2 separate regions of the Homo sapiens genome follow, and region 1 is linked to region 2. Evidence: read pairs that join two places in POLR2A ChIA-PET (ENCODE). Cell type or tissue: A673. All regions are shown on one strand. Links, peaks and the distances in the headings refer to the core of each region. The heading gives the core; the rest is flanking DNA.

The links. ChIA-PET counts read pairs that join two places held together with the same protein. Peaks named below come from ENCODE experiments on the same cell type or tissue, not always from the same donor. Only the 100,000 strongest peaks of a DNase experiment are listed, where the experiment ranks them.
Region 1: POLR2A ChIA-PET joins it to region 2 with 8 read pairs; 2 of 35 experiments call an interaction of 5 or more read pairs at or near these places.

Annotation. Positions count from the first base shown.
Region 1 is chr16:8,848,093-8,851,001 of GRCh38, forward strand. It overlaps PMM2 (phosphomannomutase 2), which reads left to right. Exons shown (of 8, transcript NM_000303.3): 8 at 1-1,233. It overlaps LOC100130283 (a long non-coding RNA gene), which reads left to right and starts at 1,377. Exons shown (of 5, transcript NR_147908.1): 1 at 1,377-1,563; 2 at 1,757-1,901; 3 at 2,841-2,909. RefSeq lists an enhancer at 2,291-2,430. In A673, for the core only: no CTCF peak of the experiment used is centred there; a DNase peak (open chromatin) is centred at 1,169; H3K27ac peaks cover 2,377 bases.
Region 2 is chr16:8,575,152-8,578,060 of GRCh38, forward strand. The region is part of intron 2 of TMEM114 (transmembrane protein 114); the gene reads right to left. Among named protein-coding and RNA genes, the nearest start is that of TMEM114, 14 kb to the right of the region's middle. In A673, for the core only: no CTCF peak of the experiment used is centred there; DNase peaks (open chromatin) are centred at 1,190, 1,510 and 1,640; H3K4me3 peaks cover 2,048 bases; H3K27ac peaks cover 2,500 bases.

The DNA.
Region 1 (2,909 bases), core at 4-2,503, 270 kb after region 2:
CCCTGATACGTGCAATCATGTAGTTTTGGCGGAAATTTCCCCATCATTCTAGGATGATACAGAAAGAAAAACTGTGCCTGGACCCTCCCTCTTGGTGGGTCTGTGGAAACATAAGCGGTTTTTTTAATGGGCCCCTGCATCAATACCAAACATGGGGGTTTGGTAATGAGAAACCAGGACAGGCCATCTGCAGTGACCCAGCCCAGGACGAAGTTTACAAACACCTCCTGGAACGAAGCTCCCGCCTGCATGTCACCTTGATGGGGGCTGTGAGTGGGGCAGTGTGATACCCAGTGACTAGACGCACTCTGCGTTTTCCCGTGTTTGGGGCTGAGGCCTGCTGGACAGATGGCTGGCCAAGTGGGAGCAGACCCTAGGGAGTTTGCACCTCGGCTGGGCCGGATTCGGACCGGCTCTGTGTTCACTACACTCAGAATAGCCTGGCTGCTTCTCTGTCTCCGAGACCGGAGGTAGTGGGAACCAACAGCTGGGCTGGAGAGTTGGTGCTGGCAAAACAGTCCTTGCCCTGGGGCCGGTTCTTACCCAGGTCCAGAGAAACCAACGCGGGATGTCAGACTTCACCAAAAGGACTTTCTGGTTGCCCCTGGCTGGCTTCCTGGAGGCGTTCGCCTCTAGTTTCTCAGGGATGGAGCGAGAGCCCAGCCAGAGAACAGTAAGAGGAGCTGCTCTCCTATCTGCACTCACCCAGGCCTTCACCCAGACTTTACCACGGAGGCGGCTGAGTGCAGCTACAGCTAGGTCCGCGTCCCTCACTCTTTTCATCTTCTGCACGTTCTTCGTGAAACTGGAAGGATCCCGGGTCTCAGCTAGAACACGGTGGAAGAGAACTTTCCTAGGAAACGGTTCATGTGTCACTTTTCAGGATGTGGAAACACTGAGCCATACACCCTCCATTGCTTGGTGCTGGGGTTGTGTGGCCTCCACTGGGCACTTGCCGACCTGAGTCTGGGGCCAGGGGAGCCCAGGCTGCCCTGCACTCCTGCCTCCCAGCCCACAGCCAGGTGCTTTCATCACAGCTAAACCTGGTTCCCTCCAAACCTCCCAGCCACTCGGGCTTGTAACTGTCTGAGCCCCGGATCCGGTGGGGTGAAAGCAGCCAGCTCATCCCAGTGACTCACAGGACACAGCCATCCAGCGGCATCTTTCCTTGTCGAATGATACTGTAATGACCTTCCAAAGTGAAGAGTAGCACATTAAAGTGATTTTATTGTTTCCTGTTTCTCATTCCGATTTCTTTTTCCTCCTATGTTCCCAGATTCTGGAATGGAACCCCAGCCCTTCCAGGTCTGAGAGCCACTCTTTCTTTACTCTGGATTTCTGTCACATCGGGGGCCCCTCCCTCTGCGGAGTTGCATGTTGCTGTTCCTGATGCACAGACTCCTCCCCCGCTGCTTTTCTGCCCACTGGGTCAGGATCTGCCATTCTTTACAAGTTTCCTTAACGTATTGCGTCAAAGCGAGACAACCGAGTCTTACTCAAACTTGTTTTAACCGGAGATGGAGGGTTGCTGCTGTGTCACCGCCTGCACAGGGCTGCCCTCAGGTGAGTACCCCGAGTCTGCCAGGCTGGGTGCTGATGCGCGGAGGTTTGGGCCGTCCCTGCCCCAGTTCCCACAGTGGCTGCTTGAGACCCTCCCCAGGCCCCTCGAGCCCCTCCTGCACTGTCTGCTGCCTCCCTTCTGCAGTCAGAATTGACACTCCCCTTCCACCTTCTTTGTCATCACATTGCATCCCAGGCCAGCTTCCTGGGGCTTACTCCAAGGGCATCGGCTTGCCCCGCACTGTGGTGGGATGTAAAGTGATAACAGCTAAACGACGCATGCACAACATGTCCTGGTGCCTTCTGCGTGACCCCAGAGCAGCAGGTTCTGCACATGGCAGGTAAGAGCACAGCTGCCAAGACCCCAAGCCTAGTTCTGCTGCTACAAGCTGCTGCGTGACTTAAGGTGAGTTCATCTTCGCCTCAGTTTCCTCCTCTGTCAAATGGGATAGTCCTTACCGTGTATGGAATTTAAAGCACTTTGAACAGTGAGTGTGAGCCATTACTAACTCAAGTAATACCCCTTCCCAACCCAGAACCCTATAAGGCAGGGACAGTCAGTCCCTCTCTCTGCTTTAGGGGGTTGCAGGATAAAGACACCGTCACAAGAAATTTAAACACAGTAGGTAAATTTTGAGCCACAGCAAAGCACAGAGGTTGCATCCAGGCCAGCTTAGCACTGTTGAAAGTCACCATCCCCAGCACTGCAGAAGCTGACCCTGAACTCAAGGTCACCCAGGGCTTAAGCCTCAGAGAAAAGGCCTGGGTTGAACCTGAGCAGTGGGTGAGTGCAGGGCAGGCCTCTGGCTCCCTGGAGGGAGAGGCTAGCCAGGAAGTTGAGCTTGAACCTGATCCCGAGGGAGAGGTGTGGGGCATGCTCATGATCTGTCCGGGAAGGTCTCTCCAGCTACTGGAAGGGGAGTGCCCACAGGGGCCAGGAGAAGGCAGTTGGGCAGATGTTGCCGTAGTCCGGACACATCCAGGCATACGTGGTTTTGAATCACTTCCTCTCCAAGGGCTGCTGCTTCCTCTCCACCCCTCCCAAGTGTTCTGGCTCTGGGCCCCAGCTGGCCACCTCAGCCCAGGCAGGCTCCTCCAACCTGAACGACAGGCAACCTCCACGCTGCCTGCCACGGCACCCCAAAGTCAAGACGTAGAACTCATTCCACCTCCTTCACCCGAGGCTGCTTTCCCAAACGTCTTCCCAGTCCCACCTTCAGTTTTGTTTTTTGTTGTTGTTGTTGCTATTGTTTTTGAGACAAGTCACTGTTGTTGCCCAGCCTGGAGTGCAATGGCACGATCTCAGCTCGCTGCAACCTCCGCCTCCCCGGTTCAAGCAATTCTACTGC
Region 2 (2,909 bases), core at 249-2,748:
AAAGACCACTGAAAAAGAGTCTGTGACATACAAGCTGTGTGACTTTGGACAAATGACTGGACCACTCTGAGCCTCATTGGCAAAATAAGAGTAAAAACACCTGCCCACTGATCTAGAACTTATTAAATTCAGCAAACATATTAAGAGTGTCTGCTGTGAGTCTAGCTCCACACTGAGCACTGGTATGAAGACAAAAATAAATAAGTCGCAGACAGTTCCTCTCTTGCACGCATGTTGACAGAGTACCCGTATGATTGACCATCCAAATCACACTTTTGAGAATCAAACAATCATCAACTGTATTAAATTATCTACCATGACCATAGGTGTCTACAGGGACCAGGCAGGATAAACCAGGACAACTGGTCACCACACTTCTCCGTTTATTGTTTCAGTAAACAATGATGCAACACCTGCCACCTATGCTCACCAGGGTTCCAATGTCAGCCCTATCACTTCCAGCTGAGGGTCTGTAGGCAAGTTACTTTATAACCTTCAAGCCTCAGTTTTCTCATCAGCTAAATGGGAATACTAAGAGTATGCACTTTACAGGATTGTGTACTGAGGAAGAGGTAAAATGGACAAACTTCTTAAAATGGTGCTTGTCACATCATAAACCTAATACAAGTGTTCATTGTTATTGTTTCTCAGCTTGGTATTGGGCTATCTAAATGAAATAATATGCATGAAATCTTGTAAACCTTTTGGTAATGTGGAAAGCCTGTTACAACCAAACACAGATCTCTCAGGCCGGGAGACCTGATTCCCATTCATCAACAAGCCTCTAATGAACTCCTGTGATGGAGAGAAAGAAAGAAACAGTTTCCAGCTTCTGGGAACTGGCATGGCGCTCATAGCTAGACTGCGGTGTTCTGCTGGATATAATCTCTTGGAACTCCGACATCAGACGAGGTCATCTGAGACCACAATACAATGAGACCCAGCAAGGGCACCTCACAGGCTGCCCAAGCAGAGGTGTAAACAAGGTCTCTGTGCCACCCACAAAATATCAAACGCCTCCTTCTCCCAGCTCATATGACTGTCCCTGCTTTCTCAATCACAGCCAGTCTGCCTCCCTATAGATAAGATGGAGATATTTGGTCACAGAATTGTCTCCACTTCCTGATATTACCCAGTCCAGAACAAACCTCCACATCCTCAGACCCTCCAAAGACACCCCATCAAAGCCCGAATCCCGTAAGTCCTTCCTGGCAACCTCTTGCTGAGACACCCCACAGCTCCCCATGGAGTGTGTTCTCCTTTGCTGCACTGAGTAATAAACCCCAACTTGAACTGCAGGGGTGTCCCCACTGGTCTCTGGCTGGAGGGAACTGGCAGGGGCCAGGGGCTCTCCCAGGCACTGGCAAGCGGGAAAGGATATGATGGAGCAGGACAGAGGTGGCAGGAATCAAAGGCCAGCAGGACCTGGAAAATTTCTTCTTTCTTGTGATGTATTCTTGCACATCCCTGAATGCCCAATAACTTGCAACACAGAACCTAGAATGTAGTACATGCTCCCTGTGCAATGGATGGCTGAGTTAATGAATGAGAGCAGGAAGGAAGGAAGGAAGGAAGGAAGGAAGGAAGGAAGGAAGGAAGGAAGGAAGGAAGGAAGGAAATTGAGCATTTACTGAGCATCTAATAGGTGCTTTATTTTGGGATGGGTATTGTAGAGGTACAAAGTTGGATCAGACATAAATCCCACCTCCTTGGAACTTATAATTCAGAAAGGAAGTTCACATGTAGACATAAATTGCTGTAATGTCAGGTGAAAGTGGTGCCTTAAGAGACTCAGACAGCCATGTGTCAATTCAGAGATGCCAGGCTAAGTCCACATGATCATAGACCTTCCATTTGAGGCAGTAAATTTTAAAGGAAAGCATGGAGTATTTAGAGTCAGACCTGAGCGTGGTTCTTACTAGCCATGTGACTTCAGAGGAGCTGCCTCAATGAGCTTCAATTTTCTCATTTGAAAAATGGAACTGGACCATATTCATCTTGACATGAGGACCATAGCAGATGACTTGGGCTCAAGCCCTCAACGAAAGCCACTTCCCTTCCCTCTACTCTGCAGATCTAATTGGCCCTTTCCTTCTCCCACAGCCCCTGCAGCTGTGAAAGGTGTCTGCCTTTAACAGCTAGAGAGGGATGATGTGGGGACAGCTACTGCGCTGGACTCAAAAGCAAACTTCCTGAACCTTGGATTTCCACCTCAGTTCTGTCATTCCCTGTTGATGTTCTTGGGAGAGAAGGATCTTGGGTCTGAGGCCAGCCAGACACTCTTACTCACCATGTGACCTTAGGTAAGTCCCTTCACCTCTGTGAGCCCTCATTTCCTCATTTGTAAAAAATATTTAAGACCTAAGACCTCCCTGCAGGGTTGTTTTCCTGATTGGCAATGTTTTCTTTTTTCTTTTTTGATTTTGTTTTTTGTTTTTTGTTTTTTTTTTGAGATTGAGTCTCGCTCTGTCACCCAGGCTGGAATGCAATGGTGCCATCTCAGATCACTGCAACCTCCACTTCCTGGGTTCAAGCAATTCTCCTGTCTCAGCCTCCTGAGGAGCTGGGACTATAGGCGCCCGCCATCCCTCCTGGCGAATTTTTGTATTTTTTTTAGTAGAGACGGCATTTCACCATATTGGTCAGGCTGCTCTTGAACTCCTGACCTCAAGTGATCCACCCACCCTGGCCTCCCAAAGTGCGGAGATTACAGGCATGCCACCGGCAGTGTTTTCAAAAGCACTGAACTCAATCCTGAGCGCATGCATTCATTCAGAAACAAATGCCTTTGGGTCCCCAGTGAGGGCCAAGCCCTGTCCTAGGGCCTGGGGACACCTCATCGAACAAGGCCACTGCCCTCATGGAGTTCACAGATGGGCACAGGAGACAGAGTAGACAGGAAGCAAGGA